2 separate regions of the Mus musculus genome follow, and region 1 is linked to region 2. A link is a loop called in an ENCODE intact Hi-C map of the cell type or tissue named here. Cell type or tissue: heart. All regions are shown on one strand. Links, peaks and the distances in the headings refer to the core of each region. The heading gives the core; the rest is flanking DNA.

Region 1 (9,774 bases), core at 794-8,793, 110 kb before region 2:
ACAGTTATTTCATTTCTTTTTATTTATGATATGAGTCTGTACCTATGAACGCACATGAATGCAATGCCCATGGAGACCAGAAGAGGGCACTGGATCCCATGATCTGGAATGTGAGGCAGTTGGGAGCTGCCCAGTGTAGATGCTGGGATCAAAGCAGAGGTCTACAGCAGCAGCAAGCACTAACCCAACAACTGGGCCATCTCTCCAGACCCCCCATTTCTTTTACTTGGAACAGATCACAAATGTCTTTGTCACCATTGCTCAGGGGGAAATGCTGATCTCCGTATCATTCCAGTTTAGTGTGTGCTGCCAAAGCAGATGTCTCGGTGGTCCTTCCTAAGTTTAAAGAAGAGACCATCAGCTGGCGTGGTGGCGCACGCCTTTGATCCCAGCACTTGGGAGGCAGAGGCAGACGGATTTCTGAGTTTGAGACCAACCTGGTCTACAGAGTGAGTTCCAGGACAGCCAGGGCTACACAGAGAAACCCTGTCTTTAAAAAAGAAGAAGAAGAAGAAGAGACCATCAGCCTGGAATGATTGGTGCGGGCCTTTAATCCCAGCACTCTGGAGGCAGAGGCCAGCCTGGGGAGCGAGGAGGGAGGGAATATCACCATTCTGATAGGACAGAAGCGCACAGCACACATCTGAACACTCTCGGAAACACCAAGCCTGACCCTGAAGCAGTTCCACATCCATTTCTAATTCCCTGGAAACAGAGCGGTTGACATGCTCAGTTAAATACATTTAAGTGTGGGTAACAAAGGTAAGATAGGATAGCCATGACAGGTAGCACAGCATAGAAAAGAACCCATAGACTAAATGAAGCTGAAGAGATGCGTCCATCCAATCCAACATGCACCTGTGGACGCTGGCATCACAGGAGAAGAACCATGGCTCGCTTTTGAGACGTTTGTCTGAAACGGAGATATTAGGTAAATGACAATGGTGCCGTGGTTCTGTTTTCTGGGAAACGAGACTATGTCTTATAGAGAGTAAAACTGTAAAGCCTGCCCTCTCAGGCTGAAGCACAGCAGCAGCTCCGGGAGGTGCAGCAGAGGTGAGACGAGTTTGGTCACATGTGTGCACTGCTGAAACTACAAAATATATATTTAAAAAAGAAAAAAAAAACTTTTATTTCAGCTTTTGAATGGCCAGACCCTTATTTTTATGCTCTCAAGTCACCCTTTAAAAGATCTCCTCTGCTCATTTTAATATGTTTGTCAGTTCTTTGAACAGTTCCATACATGAATTCAGTGTCTTTTGATTATATTCCTCCCCCACCCCATCCCATAATTCCTCTCTCATCAGCCTCTGCCACCCTCAACTTCACTCTCAACTCCACCTTCATACAAAAGGTATTATCGTTTTGTCTTGTGGGCATTTGATCTCATCTTTTTAATAAGTTGTTCTCACGTAGCTGCCCTGTCCAGTGCCCCACTCACCTCTGCTTCCCAACACTGGAGCAGGGACGGGGTGGGGGGCATAGCCAGTGCAAGGGGCAGGGAAGAAAACAGGAGACATGCAAACTGGGAGGGAGAGCTAAAATTTTTGCATCTTTGTTTGCAGGTTACATGATTGTGCAAGAAATCAAAAAGAATTAGCCAAAATATCCTTGGACCTAAAAGCATTTATAGCAAGGTTACAAAACACTAAAAAGTCAGCTAGAAACAAGCAAGTGGAGTTAAATTTAAGAACAACATCACTTACATTTGCACCCAAAATTTAAATGCTTTTATAAAATTTAACAAAGTATAAAAAATCCTATACAAAATTTTTAAATGAAAGAAATTTAGCAATTACGCAGAGAGAAACTCTGTATTTAAAAAAAAATGAGGCTGGTGAGATGGCTCAGCAGGTAAGAGCACTGACCGCTCTTCCAGAGTCCTTAGTTCAATTCCCAGCAACTACATGGTGGCTCACAACCATCTGTAGTGAGACCTGATGCCCTCTTCTGGTGTGTCTGAAGACAGCGACAGTGTACTTACATACATACAATAAATAAACAAATCTTTTTAAAAACAAAAGAACAAAACCTAGTAAGTAGACATGTTTATAACCACAGCTCCGGAGGAGCCAACACCCCCTTCTGGCCTCCACAAGTGATGTATCAGCTTGGCTTTGGAAACCTGACTGGAGGATGAAGGAAAGAAGAAAGGACAGACACACAGATGGGCTTACAGAAAAGCTGGGATCAGGTGGGCCATACTCTCTGGATGGAGTGCCACTAACTAAACACAGCCCAGAACCTCAGTGAGGTTACAAGGAGGAGGAGGTGGAGGAAGAGGAAGAGATGGCTAATCTCAGGAGGAGGTGTCTGTAGGGGGCTGTGTTAGGCTGTAAACATAAGGAAGAGGAAGCTGCAGTATTTACACAGTGGTCCACCTCCTGTAAATACTCACACTTGGACCAGAGGAAGGCTTTGCTGGTTCCCTGGGGTCTGATGCTTCCTCTGCACCTTACACATTCTCTCAAGGCCTCCCCTGCTCCCCACACGGGCATGCACACACTTGCACATAATCTGCAGGCACACACATACACATAAATGTTTTAAGGCAGCTGGAGAGGTAGCTCAGAGGTGGCTTATGCAGAGGACTTGGGTTCAGTTCCCACCACCACATAGTGGCTTACAACTGTCAGTAACTCTGGTTCCAAAGGATCCTGCACACTCTTCTCATCTCCATGGACACTAGGCATTTGTATGGTACACATACAGCCAAAATACGCAAAATGTGCATACTCATAAAATAATATAAACAAATATTTAAAATAAAATAATAATAGATGTATCTTCAAAATATAAAAAGAGCTCTTAGCAATAAGAAGCAACTAAATGAAGATGAGCAGAAAATATTCAGCAGTCACCTGAACAAAAAACGTGACGCCATGGAAGCCTTCTACTCTGCAGCCCATACTTCATTAATAAGTTGCAAACTACAAAGGAAACACTACTAGACAATTACTAAAAGAACTTTTAAATATTGACATCACCAAATGCCAGCAAAGATGTGGAGCAATGGAAGCAGGCTGGTGGAATGCAAGTACAGCCATGTGGATACAAAGTTTGGCTGTTCCTTAAAAAAACTAAACATTCAAGGCCTGGAGAGATGGCTCAGTGGTTAGGGGCACTAGCTGCTCTTCCAGAGATCTGAGTTCAATTCCCGGTGTCCACATTGGGTGACTCGGAACACCTGTAACTCCACTCCAGGAGATCCAAAGCCGCCCTTTGGTCTCCAGGCACTCCTGCACACCAACCTCATACAGTCACAGAATACACATGCACGTGAGTGAAGAGACATCTTAGCCTTGAAGCTAGTGAGGTGGCTCAGCAGATAAAAGACAGCCGCCCCCAAGCCTGAGCACCTGAGTTCCATTCCCCGGGCTTTCCACCCCAGAGGAGAGATCGACCCTGGAAGTTCTCTCCTGACTTCCACGCTCGTGCTTTCGCAGCATGCTCTCCCTAAGAAACTAATCAATAAGTATAATTTAAAAAAATAAACAACTCTTCCTGACATTTTACCAAATAACTTGAAAGTATCACTACACCAAAACCTATATGTGGATGTTTCTGACAGTTCTCTTTATGATTGCATACATTGGAAACAAGATGCCCTTCAGCAGACGACTGGAAAAACACTCCATGGAACATCCAAACAGGGTGCTGTTGTTCACATGTGAGCTATCTAGCCACAGGAGAGCCATGTAAGGACTCCCTCGTCACATGGCAGACTAGAGACTGGTTCTGTGTGAGCCAGTGGAGAGGAGAGTCCAAATGGGGAAAGATGGGCTTCAGCCCAAAGAAAGTTATAAAGAACAAAAATCCAAAAAGGAAGTCGGAGATACCAGAAAGGAACAGAAAATACAGGACACAGAGAAGGTAAGCTGGGTAAGACTGGTGGTCATGAGAGCCCACGGCCTCACCAGCCTTTGTTCCAGCTGTGGGCTGTAGAGGCAGGCAGAACCCTGGCAGGAGTTAGCAGCAGAGCATTCCCACTTGGTCACACTGTGTGCTTCATGAAACAGCGTCTGTGGGACACCTTGTGAGCAAATCGATTGTTTAAAGTGAGCTTCCATGAGGGCCTAGGACAAGCACAAGATGAGGCACCTCAGCTCGACCCTCGACATCCTCTACATGACGGGGAGGCCCATAGAGGCAGCTGTGGGGAAGAGGAGGGCTAAGCACTGACTGACAGAGAGCACAGGTAGCAGGAGGCTAGGTCTCATGACCAGGAGCAGATCTCATCACATAGAAATTACCCTGAAATTTGATATTTCTGGGCCAGAGCATGTGCTGGAACCATCCATCTGCCATTTACTGCTGCAGAGCCCCGCAGTTCCAAAGGGCCAGGGTGTGTGTGATACCTACTGCTGCATCCCACCAACAGCGTGAGAATACTCACAAGGTCTTGAGAGCAGGCAGGTAGGTTCTCTGCTACTGTAGTGTTTTGCTTGCTTTCCACATTCCCAATGCACTTGAGAGGCACCCCTCCCCAGGTAAAGCATGAGCGACCCCAACTGACTTCTTCCATCTATGTATTTTAAGAAGATTCTTCAGTACTAGGTTTGCATACAAGCCCTCAAATGCCCTTTAGTTTTAGCTGCCCCTCCATCCCCATATCACACTCCCTGTACCATTTGATCCTCTCTGGCCAGGTCCCCCTGTCCATCTGTAATTATCTAGACTATTTCCCCTTCCTAGGGAGACTTATCTGTCCTTACTCTATAACTAATCTCTGTGCTTCCATGGACTACACCCTGCTCACTGAAGACGTTACAGCTAACCTTAATATATAAGTGAATACATACATACACACAATTGTCTTTCTGAGTCTGGATTATCTCACAGATGATGGTTTTTTCTAGCTACATCCATTTACCTGCAAATTTCATTATTTCATTTTTAACCACTAAGCAATATTCCATTATATAAGATGTACCCTTTATCCATTTACCCTACTGAGGGACATCTAGATTGTTTCTGGTTCCTGGCTATCATGAATAGATCAGCAGTGAACCTAGTTGAGCAAGTGTTTCTGTTGTAAAATCCAGACTCCTTTGGGTATGTGCCCAGGAACATCACGGCTGGATCTCACGGTAACTCGATTATCTGCGGCTTCCTGAGGAACCTCCACACTGATTTCCATAGTGGCTGAACAACTTTCCCCTCCCACCAGCAGTGAATGAGTGTGTCTCTTACTCCACACCGTCATCAGCATGAAATGTCATGTGTTTTATTGATCTTAGCCATTCTGACTGGCATAAGATCAAATCTCAAAGTAGATTTCATTTTCATTGTCTGATGACTAAGAATGTTGAACATCTTTGTAGATTTTATTTTTATACATTCATTAGTTATTCCCCTCTGTATATTCATCTAATTTTGTTTGTGCATATTCTTTTTGGGGAAAAACATTTATATTTTATTTGGTTTTTATTTGCTTTTGTCCCGTGTGTCCCCTCCTGTCCCTGCCCCACTACACACACACACACACACACACACACACACTTAGTCATATGTTAACTTTGCTAGATTTTACTCTATCATTGTTAATCTCTTATTTCACTTCTTCCAGGTGTCTAATTTTATTTTTGAATGTTTTTATTATTGAGAATTTTACTTATGTTTCCTTTTTCTCTTCTTCCTATCTCATTTTCCTTTCTCTCCATACAGTATTTCCCACATCCCTCCCTCCTCCTCTCACTCACATAGCTTTACTGCTTCTCCGTTTCTCCTTCCCCTCTCTCGTCTCTTTGCTACTTCATGCTTACTCTAGAGAATGTCTAGCTTCAGTTTCCGTTTGTCCACCGGCCGTTCTGTGCTCCCATACTCAGGCACTGTAACTGATTCCAAGCACGTCTCTATGGCTTCTGTGGAATGACTCACTGCTCACAGGAGTGCTGCTGGCTGAGCTTCAGAAGGAGAGGAAATGTTGTCAGCCTGACAAATTCTGGAGTCACCTGGGAGATGGGCCCCTGGACATGCCTGGGGGACGATCTTGATTAGATCACTAATGAGGAAGACCCAGCTTGCTTTCCGGTGAGACCATTCCCTGGGGAGGGGACCCTGGACTGTATGAAATGGAAACAGTGGACTGAGCACTGGCATGCTCTCTACTGATCGATTATTTGACCAGCTGCTACTTCAAGCTCCTACACCTTTAAGTCTCCCCATGACAAACAGCATCTCAATAACACTTTCCTTCCTGAAGTTGCTCTTGATGTAGTATTCTATCGTAGCAACCGAAAAAGAAGCTAAAACTATTCAGAACAATGAATGCAATAAGAACATAGAAGGCAAGGCAAAGATCCTAGAGACCCTGGGTAGATCTTCATGTGCCACGTGCAAAGGCACTGGGGTGAGCGAACTGCCGGATGGAGAGTTCAAGCACATCCGCTTTAAAACAAGTGGTAAATGACCACAGCAAGCAGACGAGCCACGCCCAGGCCTGGAGAGGACAGACAGTCAGCACCACAGAGGGAAGCGCTGTACAGTGACAGGAGAGTAGCATGAAATAAAACTGAGCAAGAAAATTCACATTTTGAGGGAAAAACAGAAATTTTAGAAATGAAAAACTCAGTGAATTAAATAAACACAGTGGCAGAAGCATCCCCTATATACTCAGGATGGAGGAGCAAGGTGATGGACTACATTTGAACACCAGTAAGAAAAATAAATAAACAAATAAATAACTATAACATTCCAGGAGCTCTGAGTACAATCAAGAACTCAGACCAGGGCTGGCAAGATGACTTATCGAGTAAAGGGCTGCCAAGCCTGAGTCGCATTCCCAGTACCTGCATGGTAGAGAGAACGGACTCCTGCCAATATTACCCTGATCTCCACATGTGTGCAGTGCTGTGCATGTGTGGGCATCCATACACAGTAAAAAAAAAGTCTAATAAGGGCTGGCGAGATGGCTCAGTGGTTAAGAGTGCCAACTGCTCTTCCGAAGGTCCCAAGTTCAAATCCCAGCAACCACATGGTGGCTCACAACCATCTGTAACAAAATCTGATGCCCTCTTCTGGAGTATCTGAGGACAGCTACAGTGTACTAACATATAATAAATAAATAAATCTTTTTTTAAAAATCTAATAAAATTGGGTTTTTTTGAGCTGGGTGTGGTGGCGCACACCTTTAATCCCAGCACTTAGGAGGCAGAGGCAGGCGGATTTCTGAGTTCGAGGCCAGCCTGGTCTACAAAGTGAGTTCCAGGACAGCCAGGGCTACACAGAGAAACCCTGTCTCGAAAAACCAAAAAAAAAAAAAAAAAAAAAATCTCTCAGTAATAACCTTCCATGTAAATTGCTTCTGCTTACATTGCCTGAAAGATTTAAAAAACATATCCAACTCTTTGTTATCTCCAGGAAATATACCTCACTGGGAAAGACACTCACAGCTGAGAGGCAATGGGTAGAAAACAATCTGCCAGACAGTTGGAAATGTAAAACAAGCTGGCATAGCTGTTCTGATAAAGCAGACTTCAGCCTAAAATTAAGCAGGAGAAATAGGACCACTGCATTTAATAAGGAGGTCGATTCGTCATCAGATGATACAACAATTATATGTGCATAAATGTTGGGAGTCCCGGTTTTATAAAGCAGATACTAATAGATATAATAATGGCTCTGTTACCACTTTTATCTCTAGATAGGTCCTCCAACCTAAACATTGGCAAAGAAACCGCAGGTTGAGTTGCACCATAGAGCAATAGTGTTAATAGAAATGTACAGAAATTTCCACCCAACAAACAGAGCACACACTGAACACTGAAACCTTCTCTGAAGCACACCATTTTCCAGATCACAGTGTAATCAGCTAGAATCAGTAATGAGAGAGTCTACAGAAACAACAGGAAGGCATGGACACTGACGCTCCTGGATGACCAGTGTGTCATTGAACTCATAAAGGGAATCCCAAAGTCCTTAGAAAAGAAAAAAAAAAAAAAGAAAGCATAATTACCATAATCTTTGGTATAGCTGATAGGTTGGTTTTTGGGTTTTGCTTTTTTGGGTTGTTTTTTGGGTTTGGGGGGTGTACTGGCTAGTTTTGTGTCAACTTGACCCAGGCTGGAGTTATCACAGAGAAAGGAGCTTCAGTTGAGGAAATGCCTCCATGAGATCCAACTGTAAGGCATTTTCTCAATTAGTGATCAAGGGGGAAAGGCCCCTTGTGGGTGGGACCATCTCTGGGCTGGTAGTCTTGGTTCTATAAGAGAGCAGGCTGAGCAAGCCAGGGGAAGCAAGCCAGTAAAGAACATCCCTCCATGGCCTCTGCATCGGCTCCTGCTTCCTGACCTGCTTGAGTTCCAGTCCTGACTTCCTTTGGTGATGAACAGCAGTATGGAAGTGTAAGCCAAATAAGCCCTTTCCTCCTCAACTTGCTTCTTGGTCATGATGTTTGTGCAGGAATAGAAACCCTGACTAAGACAAATTGGTACCAGCAGAGTGGGGTATTCCTGTGATAACCTGACCATGTTTTGGGGAGGACTGTGGAAGGACTTTGAAACTTTGGGCTTGAAGATCCATCCGTTGTTAAGAGCTCTGTCGGATGTTGTGTAGGAGCTTGGAAGATAATGTTAAGAACACTGCAGAAGATGGAGGTCTGGTTTGTGAAATTTCAGAGGGAAAATTAAAGACTCTTTTCAGGGCCATTGCTGTTTTGATTGTGAAGATTCTGTAGTTCTGGTTAGCTGGGGCTGAAGAATCAGCTGTGATTAACAAGATACCAGAACTACCAAAGCAAAAACTTTGCATTACTGGGACTATTGATGCTGGTTAGCTGGAGCTAAGAAATTAGCGGTGATTAAGAAGAGACCAGCATCGTTGAGGTGGCATCTTCTGGGAAGTGTTTTCTGAAAGCACAAAGAGGCTGTGTTCCAGAGATAGCCAAGGTTGTACTCCTGCTGCAGTGGGACTTGGTAATATGTAAGGGTCACCCAGATGGTACTGGTTTTGAAGGCATGAAGGGGTCATGCAAAGCAGCTGAGGCTCAGCACTGTGAGAGGCCATGGAAGGCCATTGGTGAAGGTGCAGCCTCAGTTGCAATTGAAGGCCCAGGACTGAAGGGGTCATGCAGTGTTTTGGAGATGCCAGTACCATGAGATGACCACCAAGAGCAGCAGCAGCAGTGGAGTACAGGCATCTGGAGCCTAGAGGATGACGCATGTGCTACAAAGGGCCTGGCTGGAGAAGTGACCCAAGCCCTTGGAGAAGCCCAGAAGATCGTGAGTTGGATCCCAGACATTGGACGGTTGGAGATTGACTTTTGCTTTTGATTGTGACTGTACCCTGATATTTTCCCTCTTGAAGGAAGAAACTGTTTTAGTGGAGCCCACAGTTAATAGACTTTTAATTGTAAAAAGACTTTGGATTTTAAAAGAGATGGATATTTTAAAGAGATTGAAATTTTAAGAATATGTAAAGACTGTGGGACTTTTAAAGTTATTTAGATCTTGGGGATGAATAAGATTGTAAGGGTTGAGGCTTACTAGTGATGTTTTTGTGTGTCAAGTTGACAAGGGGTCAATTGTACTGGCTAGTTTTGTGTCAACTTGACACAGCTGGAGTTATCACAGAGAAAGGAGCTTCAGTTGAGGAAATGCCTCCATGAGATCCAACTGTAAGGCATTTTCTCAATTAGTGATCAAGGGGGAAAGGCCCCTTGTGGGTGGGACCATCTCTGGGCTGGTAGTCCTGGGTTCTATAAGAAAGCAGGCTGAGCAAGCCAGGGGAGGCAAGCCAGTAAAGAACATCCCTCTATGGCCTCTGCATCAGCTC
Region 2 (9,774 bases), core at 1,260-9,259:
TTCCACAGAACTATGCAGTACCTGACGCAGGAAAACAATCACATAAGGAAGCATTTATTTGAGGTTTAACATGAAACCACACAAATAAAAATTTGTATGAACACAAATCCACATTGAGTCATCATAACACAGGTAGCAAAGGACAAAGTAAAACAGAGGAACTAATTGGCAGCTATATACAGTTGGACACAATTGTGTCATGTACACTACAAAGTCTTTTACAAAATAATCATCTTAGGTCAACAGAAGATCAAGCAATCTTCAATGTCGTCCTGTAAGATGGTTTCTTTACACCTCCTAAAACAAAAACGAAACACCCATTAGATGTGTGCAGCCCCACAAGTGTGCAAAGGTCCACTTTCATGGACTGCTTAAGTCCTCACTTCAATTAAAGATCACACGCATGTTCATCAGCAAAGTACAGTTTGGGCACTGAAACTCACTCGAGTTCCAAATGACACAGGATGGACTGAATTTAGAACACGGGAATGCAATCTTCCCTGATCTGCATCTAGCAAGTGAGGGCCAACCAGAACAGAAGCATCCCTAGTAAGCCAACTGGATGCTACCAACACAAATTCCAGGTAGGTTTATAATGGTAACACGGTAGCCAATTACTTTGTGCATATGATCTTTAACTTATATCCCAGATTTAAAAGTTCTTGTTTTGGTTTGTAGATTTCACTATTAGCTATAAAAAGAAAAAGCAAGCATTAAATCTTAAAGAATGAACACTTAAAATGAGGCTCCACAATTGAAATACAACACTAAACAGAAGACCAAAATGATTAAGCTGTAAAAAGGCATTTATGCACTTTAACTCCTGTAAAAAACCATTTAAGTTAAGTTTAGACACTTAATCTCCAAAAAGATTAAAAAAGAAGCCAAAGTCTGAAGTTTTCCACTTTAATCTTTACGCTGGTACATGAAGTTGGAAGAGACCATACCACAGGACAGCGTTTTCTGGTGTATGCCTTGCGCTCTGCCCGCAACGTGCGACCCCCAGAGATAGACGTGGTCAGGGTGACACACGGCCTGCAATGAAGTTCCCGCTGGCGGGTACAAACAAGGTATAATGTCAGAGTTAGAAGACAACATTCTTCTTTTCCTTAAGTTGTACCCATTTCAGTACTTTACCTGTTAACACTTCTAAAAAAGTTTAATTACTCCTCTACACCTCCTGGTACACAAAGCAAACAGAAAAACTCTTAAGTTTTTCTGTAGTTCTAAAAAAGGTGAGGTAAAACTTTAAAGTTAAAGATCTATAGACACTTTAGGCAAAACAGGCTCATAAAGCAATTAAACAGTAACACTTTAGCAAGGACTACACAACATATCATTTACTCGTGTTTTTCATTTGTCTATTGATCTTTAAGTTAAATTAGCCAGTGCAATGCTTTCCTGCATCTCACACACCTGCTCTCCCAGCGTCCTCCTTTAGTAGGGCTGGTAATTGTTCTGGTGATTGCCGCCCCCTCGGGACGCCTTGCCGTAAGTGCTCTGCTGACCTGTGGAAAGGATATGAGTTTCACTAACAAAGTTTCCTAAGAAAACCGTTTTTCTAAACAGAAAAAAAAATCTACCCTATAAGAAACTATGCATGCTGAACATCAAAACATCAAGCCATCTTAACAGTCAGTAATAGCCAATAGCTGTTAATTATATTTTAAAATAACCACCGTCTTACTTTCCTATGACTATACAACATGACTACTCCAAACATCTCAACAGTAAGCCCATACACACAAGTTCAGAATGGGAAAGTACTTCACAATTGAGTTAAGTGTTCTTACCGCTGTAGTCTGCATATCCCTGTCCATATCCATAGTTCCCATAGTTATACCCAGTATAATCATAGCCGCCATAGCCACTATAGTTCTGATCACCACCATAGGCACTATTATAATTTCCATATCCTTGATCATAATAGTTATTAAATCCTTGGTTCCAGTTTTGGCCCTGACCTGAAACAATGCACAACGAAGGTTAGGAAACAACTTGGGACTGTCCCAATCCTACCACAAGCTGATCCATTCCTGTCCCCTACACTGTGGCTTCAACCCCCCCCCCCCAAGTCAGCTCTTTAGTTTCACTCTAGCTGTGTTTCCCTACAGGTCAGGTCCCTAGCAGCTCACTGCTTCAGTGTACCGCTCACTCGCCCAAGGAGGTCTCACCTCTTCCACGCCCCCTAGCACCTCCTCTTCCGCCGGCTGCAGCCCCTCTGCCTCCTTTCTGTTGTTGCTGCTGCTGCCTGTACACCTCTTTGGGTTGCGCAACTTTGATTTCGCACTGTAAATAAACAGAAAATTTGCAGATGTTCCAAGTTCTGAACATAGAACAAGTTTCTCTTCACACTGACTTCACACACACAATCCTCTAAGTTGTTAAGGGATTTACCTTCCCAGAACCTATTTGATGGTATCTGCTTTCTAACAGTTTCTTTACTGGCTCTTCGTCTGTGTATGTGATAAAACAGAATCCTCTTCTTTCATTTGTTTTTGTATCCATGGGAAGCTCAATATTTTCTATCTGAAATCAGGTGCACAGACAAAACAAACAAACCCACCAGTTAATAAAGATTATATAATGCCACAGGCTCTTCACAAACACCAGACACATCTACTGACCACCATGTTCTAAAAAGTTGTGTTTTATCTTTTTATAGTACCTTACACCCCAGAGGCCACCAATTGGTGAAACACTTTACACCTTTGGGGCTTTGGCTAAGTAAGATTAGATACTGGTTTCCACTACAACATAGAAAGCAGCAGTGAAGACGAAGCAAGAGAATTCAGTCCCATCCGGTGAAATATTAATGAACCCCCCCAGACTTGACCAAACACGAGCACAGACACACATACATACACAAACACAGCCCACCTCTCCAAAGGCTCCAAAATATTCTTTAATTTGTTCTTCTGAAGTATCTGGGCTCAATCCACCCACAAAGACCTTTTTAGGGGGTTCTTTCCCCTTTAAAGCTTTGGCCCTTTTGGGGTCTATCAATTTGCCATCCAGTTTGTGTTCTTTCAGTTCCAAAACCTGGAAGACAAGGCAGTTTGGACTTAAAAGCCTAGAGCAACTTGCAAGCAACGCAGTAGACTCAATGCAAAACACAGCCCTACCTTATCCACACTAGCAGCATCTTTGAAAAGCACAAATCCAAATCCTCTTGATCTTCCCGTGACTGGGTCTGTTTTAATTGTGCAGTCTACCACTTCCCCAAATCGAGACAAATATTCAGTCAGATCTTTCTTGCTTGTATCCCAGCTCAAGCCTCCAATAAACATTTTACTAGAAATAAAGTTATTTAAGAAAAATAAGCTTAACAGTAACTTAGTGATTAAATACAGGGCAACTTACTCTCCAGACGCAATCTGTTTTGACTACAAACACTAACATTAGACCACAAAAATCTTAACCACTTGTTCAAGCCAGCTGGCACGTTGCTTTGTACCACGCGAACTCAAAACTTAGAAAAAAAAAAAAAGCCATTAGAATCTGGTAGATGTCCTGCCCTGCTTGCTTTGGATTGCAGAGCACAACTTTTACACCGATTCCCCCGCAACTTACGTAGACTCTTGCCCACAGCCTTAAAGCCAACTTTGCTACCTAGGAAACTTTTAGTGCCAGTCGTCTACTGGTGCCCCAACCAAAAGTTTCCCAAACCTAACCCAGGAAAATTCGCGAGCGGCCAACACACACAATGAAGAGGCGGCAGCGGCAGCAGCAGCTGCAGCAAGTGGCGCACAGAACCCGGCCCCTCCCCCCTCCCGGGCCCCACGCGGCGCCTGCGCACTCGGGACACCGACGGCGCCTCTCTCCTTCCCCAACCCCTCCTCCCTTCCCCCACCCGCGGCGGGCCTCTCGAGTCACCCCATCTTACTTTCCACTAGTGGGGAAGGCTACTGGGGTCCAGCGGGCACGCGGAGAATCGACTCGGGGAAAGACTGGGGGCAGCGCGCGCGGCTCCGGAGGGACGAAGGGCGCGCGCGGGGCTCTGGGGGAGGGGAGGAGCGGAGCGTGCGGTACCCGTCATCCTGCTGGTTCTTGCTCGCGTTGATCTTGGATCCCTCTGCGAACTCCTCTATGTTGCTGTACTCATTCATGTCCTCCATGGTGGCGGAGCCGTCGGCGAGGGGGTGCTGGCGCGCAGTCCGGGTCCCGGCGGCAGCGGCGGCGGAGCGTTGTATGGAGCTAGATTTAAAATGGCGGCGGAAGAGATCCGGCCGCCGCCTGCGCCCTCCCTTTATAGCCGCCCCGCCCGCCAATCGGGAGGGCTGCTGGGCGGTGACGTGGCGCGGGCTCCGGCGCGCCCCCTGGCGGGAGGCGCTGGAAGCGAGCGAAGGGAGGAGCGGGGCGAGCTGCCGGGGAGCCCGTGGCCGCCAATGGGAGAGGCCGCGGGAGGCTAAAGTAGCGGGAGCGGAGGGGAACAATGGCGGCGGCACATGGGAGAGCCGGGGCGGGACCTCCATCGCCGCGCTCCGGATGAGGAGCGAGGTCGCGCCGCGGGGAGAGTCAGCCGTGCGGGACCGGGAATCGCGAGCGGCGCCGTGGCAGGGCCACAGTCCCTCTTGCCTTGAGAGCCGTTGGCGTCGCGCGTCCAGTTCGGCTCAGTCCCTTGCTGCGCCCTCAGTCCCCTAGTGCAGAGCTGCTGCTGCTGCTGCAGCGGCGGCCACTCCGGCAAAAGGGCGGCGTGCACCCCGCGCCGCTTGCTGAAGCTGCAGCGCGCCCGTCCGCCCGCTCGCTCGCCCGCCCTCCCGGCGCACGCGTGTTTTGTCCTCGCGCCGGCTGCAACCAGCCGAGCAGAAAGCCTGTGCGCGATGACCGCCTCCGTCCTGGCGGGGACGGCTTTTCCGCCGTCGCCTCGGGGCGGTGTCGGCTCAGGGGCCGTGGCTGCAGGATCTCTCTCTGCAGCCCGGGTTCCGTGCGTTCGTTCTCCGAGGCTGGCTGAGGCCGCGGCGGAGGGCGGGGCCTGCTCGGATGACTGAAGCTGTGCCAAGGTGCACGCGGTGGGCGGGGAAGGGGTCAGGTGCCGGGGAAGACAAGGGGCACTCACGTCCCGGGCGCGCCACTCAAGGGACTCCCGTCTGCACGAGCCCCGGGCCTCCCGCGCAGGCTCCAGCAGGCTGCGGAGGGCTGGTGCCCGCGCTCGGGCTCCAGGCTCCAGGCTTGGGTGCTCGCTTCTTTGTTCCCGCCCACGCGAGGCCTATTTTGACCGACGGGTTCGCGGCTCGCCGGCGGCCAATAGGCACGCGCTCCTTGTTTCCTCCACCCCCCCCCTTTGAATCCCGGAGCCCCGCCCCTCCGGCTGCCCACGTGGTCCGGGCCTGCGCGGCTCGCCTGCTCGTCGGGTGTAGTACCCTAGGCGGCTTCCTCTGCAACTGCGGGTCCCAGCTCTGTCTCTGAGCCCCTGGTCGTTCGCTGTCGCCAGCGCCTCGGTTGTTGCTGGGCCCTCGGGAGCTCAAGACGCGCAGGCGGTGTTGCCCTCCTTAACCAAGGCCGAGCCCGTGGTAGCATCCGGCAGGGAAATGGTCGTGGTTTCCGTGCCCGCCGAAGTCACCGTAATCCTGTTAGATATCGAAGGTACCACAACCCCGATTGCTTTCGTGAAGGTGAGGGGCGGAAGGGAGCGGGGAAGTTACTTGTGCCTAAAAGCATCTGAAAGGGAAATTTTAAGTGTTGGAGATTTTGCCTGGGAGGCTCAGGAGAGGCGGTGTGGCTTTATGTCTCTGGAATGGGGAAGAGAAGCTGCGGCGGTTTGCGGGGGTGCTTTTCCTCGCGCCACCATCTTCTCCCCTGTCCTTGCTTTCGGTTAGGTGGAGAAGGATAGGAAGAAGTGGAGATGGTCTCAGCAACGGCTTGGGGAGGGGCAGGTCAGCTGGGAGGAGTTGGGGTGATTGGAGCTCCCACGGCCTGGCAGGTAGGTGTGTCGCCCGGTGGATGAGCGTCCCCCATGTGCTGAAGGTTGCGGCCCGCAGAGGTGGTGGCCTTGACTTAGTGGTCCTTGAGGTTTAGGCCTTCCCAATGCAAAGACTAAAGTGAAAGGATTTCTAGTGGCTCTGGTATCTTGGGCAATAGCAATTGATTTTCGCACCATCTCACTTGCGCTGGTTTTGAGACTATAAGAACACACCTAAAATTCCATTCATTTTTCTTAGAAAGCCATGGTATCTTGAAGCTTTTGAGTATCTGTCGGGTTAACACAGTTTCACAGGCTTAGGACTTGACTTTCTTCCATGTAGTCAATTTATGCACTGATATTTATGATAGAATAGTTGAGGGTAGTATGGAGGGGGGGGAGTTGGAAAACCCATCGTCCAGTAAACTGCAGCCTGCTTTAAGGTCTATTTTGATTGTTTACTTGTTACAATTGTCTGATTTTTCTAGATGTAGGTCATAATGTTTGTACACAACTTTAGGTCTCCAAATATAACAGCTATTTTATTTAAGACAGGCTCTTAAATAACCTCTATAATTCAGGCTGGCCTCGAACTCCCATGTGCCACAAATCCGGCAAATCAATCTATCTTTCTTTCTTTCTTTCTTTCTTTCTTTCTTTCTTTCTTTCTTTCTCTCTTTCTTCCTAAATAAGAATTATGGTGTTTTAGATACATAGCAAAGGTTCTGGAAAAGTCTAGTTGGCCATTTTGCCAAGATTTTAATTACAGTAGAGACCAGTGGAAAAATTCAAGACTGCCTAAATGCTGATAATTGTGTCCACTTTGTTGTTCTTGTTACATAATTAACTGCTTTGTGTGTGGTGATGGGGGGAGGTGATTGTAGGTCACCAGCTCTATTCTCTCTCTGTCTGCTGTCCGCAGGGCACGGGACCTAAATGACAGCCGCGGTCAGGATATGGCCTTAAATATGTACCATTTTTGGAAAGTTGATTTGTTAAATAAGATAAGCTCATATAAGTCAGCATGGAAACTGTAATGTCTCTTCCCTCAGATGCCTGTGAGCCACTTCTTTTTTTTGTTGTTTTGTTTTGTTTTTCGAGACAGGGTTTCTCTGTGTAGCCTTGGCTGTCCTGGAACTCACTCTGTAGACCAGACTCAGAAATCCGCCTGCTTCTGCCTCCTGAGTGCTGGGATTAAAGGCATGCGCCACCATGGGACCTTGTAATAAAAATGCTCTAGTGACTTAGATTGATACCAGATTATATACACATTCAAGGCTAGCTACAAAATAATGATTTGGGAATCTCCCTTAAAGGATAGCTTTTAGCAATCAAGCATGGTGCTGCCCAGGAAGCTGGGGCAGGAGGGTTGAAGTCAGCTAGGGCAACACACTTATCTCAACAATAAGTAAATACAGGACCTGGAGGTGTGGCTCAGCAGTTACTAGCACTGGGGGCTTTTCCAGAGTACCAGGTTCAATCCCCAGCACCCACATGGTGGCTTACAACAGTCTGTAACTGAAGTTCCAGGGGATCAGATGCACTGTTTCGGTTTCCATAGGCATCAGGCACGCAAGTAGTACATAGACATATATGTGCAGACAAAGTATGTATAAAATAAAAATTTAAAAATCTTGCTAAAAAGTTAAGGACTGAGCATGTGACAAGCTTTTAATCCCAGCACTAGAAGGCAGGAGCAGGTGGAGCTCTGTAAAGTTGAGGCCAGCCTGGTCTACGTAGTGAGTTCCAGGACATCTGGGGCTACAGAGACGCTGTCTCAAAAACCACAGAACATAAAGTTGAAAAGTAAGTACATATAAATGAGTTTCTTGGTCCTGTCTTAGAATGTTTTTATTTTGCTGTTACACATACACATGAATTTGTCAAAATAAAAGTATGGTCGGAAGAATGAGTTCCATTCAGAAGAATTCGAGTTCTGTGGGTGTTTGTGGGAATTGAACAGAGAGTCCATGAGACATGCTTGGGAGCTGCTGTCTGAACAAGTTTAGCTTTCCAGCCCGACTTCTCAAGGCCGCCGCTGCACGCCTGGGAACATGGACTTTGTGAGTCCTCAGGAGGGTGTCTGAAGGATCCTTGAACTCTTTGAGGAGAATGACAGAGACCCGCCCTTCTCCAGCTTTCAGCACGGAGCTGAGAGTAATACTCTGAGCATTATTATTAGTCAAGTAGGTGTGTGAACTTGAAGATGATCTTATTTCCCAGAATGGCAGACAGAAGCATTGGGTGCTGTTTACTTGTGAGGTGTTGAGCCTGTCTTCAAAACCTGTGACGATGTATGCACTATGGATTTAATACGGTCCAAAAAGTTGTGTGAAATGCCTGAGATTGAACCTAATTTGTCATGATCAAAACCCCTTACTCTTGGCTGGGGATGTGGCTTTGCTAGCATACCTGAGGTTCCAGGTTCCGTCCCCAGCAAATGCCAAGTGTTTTGTCGAAGGTCATCACGGTCATCATGGGCTACAGAGCAAATTTGAGGCTAGCCTGGGCTACATGAGGTCCTCTCTTAAAACACACACACACACACACACACACAAAACACTCTCTTATTATTTCTGCTATTGAACTTAACATTTGTAAAAGTATTTTATCAGGGCTGGAGAGATGGCTCAGAGGTTAAGAGTGCTGACTAGCTGTTCTTCCAGAGGTCCTGAGTTCAAATCCCAGCAACCACATGGTGCCTCACAGCCATCTGTAATGAGATCTGGTGCCATCTTCTGGCCTGCAGGCATTTGTTCAGGCAGAACACTGTATACATAATAAATAAATCTTAAAAGGATATTTTATTCCATCTCTAAAAAATTTTTAATAGAATGCATTTATTTCTGTGTATTGAGTATGTACACACATAGGCATGCAGCGCTTATGGATGCCAGAAGAAGGCGCCATGTAGGGATGCCAGAAGAGGACGCCATGAATGGAACTGCTGGGCCCACTGCCAGAGCAGCAAGTGCTCTTGACCTTTATCCAGTCTGTTCTGCTTGCTCACTGTATGTGCTGACTGAGAACGGTTGCTATGGGAATACTTTTAATCACTATGAAATACCATAAAAGTATATGGTAAAAAACCCGTACTTTGTATTGCTGTTTGATGACAGTACCCTTGGACCAGAATGAATAGTCAAGTGAGAGCATTTTCCCCAAGCTCAGAGGTGACAGTCAGCTTCCCATGTAAGATGACCACAGGGACTGCCGGCTGCTGCATATTCTGTGGTTAGCGTGGACTGAGAAAGCGAAGCATTGTCAAAATTGACCTTGAAAGGGCCTCTTGATTTGTCAGTAATCTTTGTAAAGACTTATTTTCCTTTCCTTTTACTTATTTATTTTTTATTTTTTCTTTGTTTTGAGACAGGGTCTCTGTGTGGTCCTGGCTCTCCTTGAGCTCTGTATGTACACCAGGCTGGCCTCAGACTCAAAAGAGATTGGGCCTGCCTCAGTCTCTCTTTAGTGCTGGGATAAAGGCGTGAGCCACCACGCCCAGCCTCATTTTCCATTTCTTAAGTAGTCAAATGCAGCCAATTATTTAAGGTTGAGACACCCCTCTGCTTTCCTCCTAAGAGTCAGACAGAGAAGCTATGTGGAGACTTGGGTGGGGCCATGCAATTTAGGCCTCCCGCTGAGCCACTTACCCTGTAAGAGACTCTGATTGGGGAACTGAGCCTCTGCACTGGCAGACAGTTTGCTTTTTTTTTTCTTGTTTATATTACTTAGATGTATTTATATGTTTACCCAATGTCAACAGTCCTGGCTGTGTGATTCCGCAAACCTGGTTTGGGCAGTGGTAATTTCTCTTGCTGTATCTCTCTGTTGCTTCTCTGGGATTACAGGCAACACCCTAAACTGGTTTTTAC

Evidence for each region. A loop is a pair of places that touch in the nucleus more often than their neighbours do. Peaks named below come from ENCODE experiments on the same cell type or tissue, not always from the same donor. Only the 100,000 strongest peaks of a DNase experiment are listed, where the experiment ranks them.
Region 1: a loop joins it to region 2, with 2.5 times the contacts of the local background. A loop is called at or near these places in 8 of 42 quality-filtered maps.

What each region holds. Positions count from the first base shown.
Region 1 is chr5:99,928,063-99,937,836 of GRCm38, forward strand. The region is part of intron 4 of Vamp9 (vesicle-associated membrane protein 9); the gene reads left to right. Among named protein-coding and RNA genes, the nearest start is that of Vamp9, 27 kb to the left of the region's middle. In heart, for the core only: no CTCF peak of the experiment used is centred there; no DNase peak of the experiment used is centred there.
Region 2 is chr5:100,034,688-100,044,461 of GRCm38, forward strand. It overlaps Hnrnpdl (heterogeneous nuclear ribonucleoprotein D-like), which reads right to left and starts at 4,535. Exons shown (of 8, transcript NM_016690.4): 1 at 4,033-4,535; 2 at 3,126-3,294; 3 at 2,881-3,042; 4 at 2,398-2,529; 5 at 2,175-2,289; 6 at 1,794-1,964; 7 at 1,417-1,508; 8 at 1-297. The coding sequence starts at 4,475. The coding sequence ends at 1,438. Enoph1 (enolase-phosphatase 1) reads left to right here and starts at 5,307. Exons shown (of 6, transcript NM_026421.3): 1 at 5,307-5,615. The coding sequence starts at 5,532. In heart, for the core only: CTCF peaks have their summits at 1,476, 5,383 and 8,734; DNase peaks (open chromatin) are centred at 3,944, 4,294 and 5,154; H3K4me3 peaks cover 5,259 bases; H3K27ac peaks cover 3,366 bases.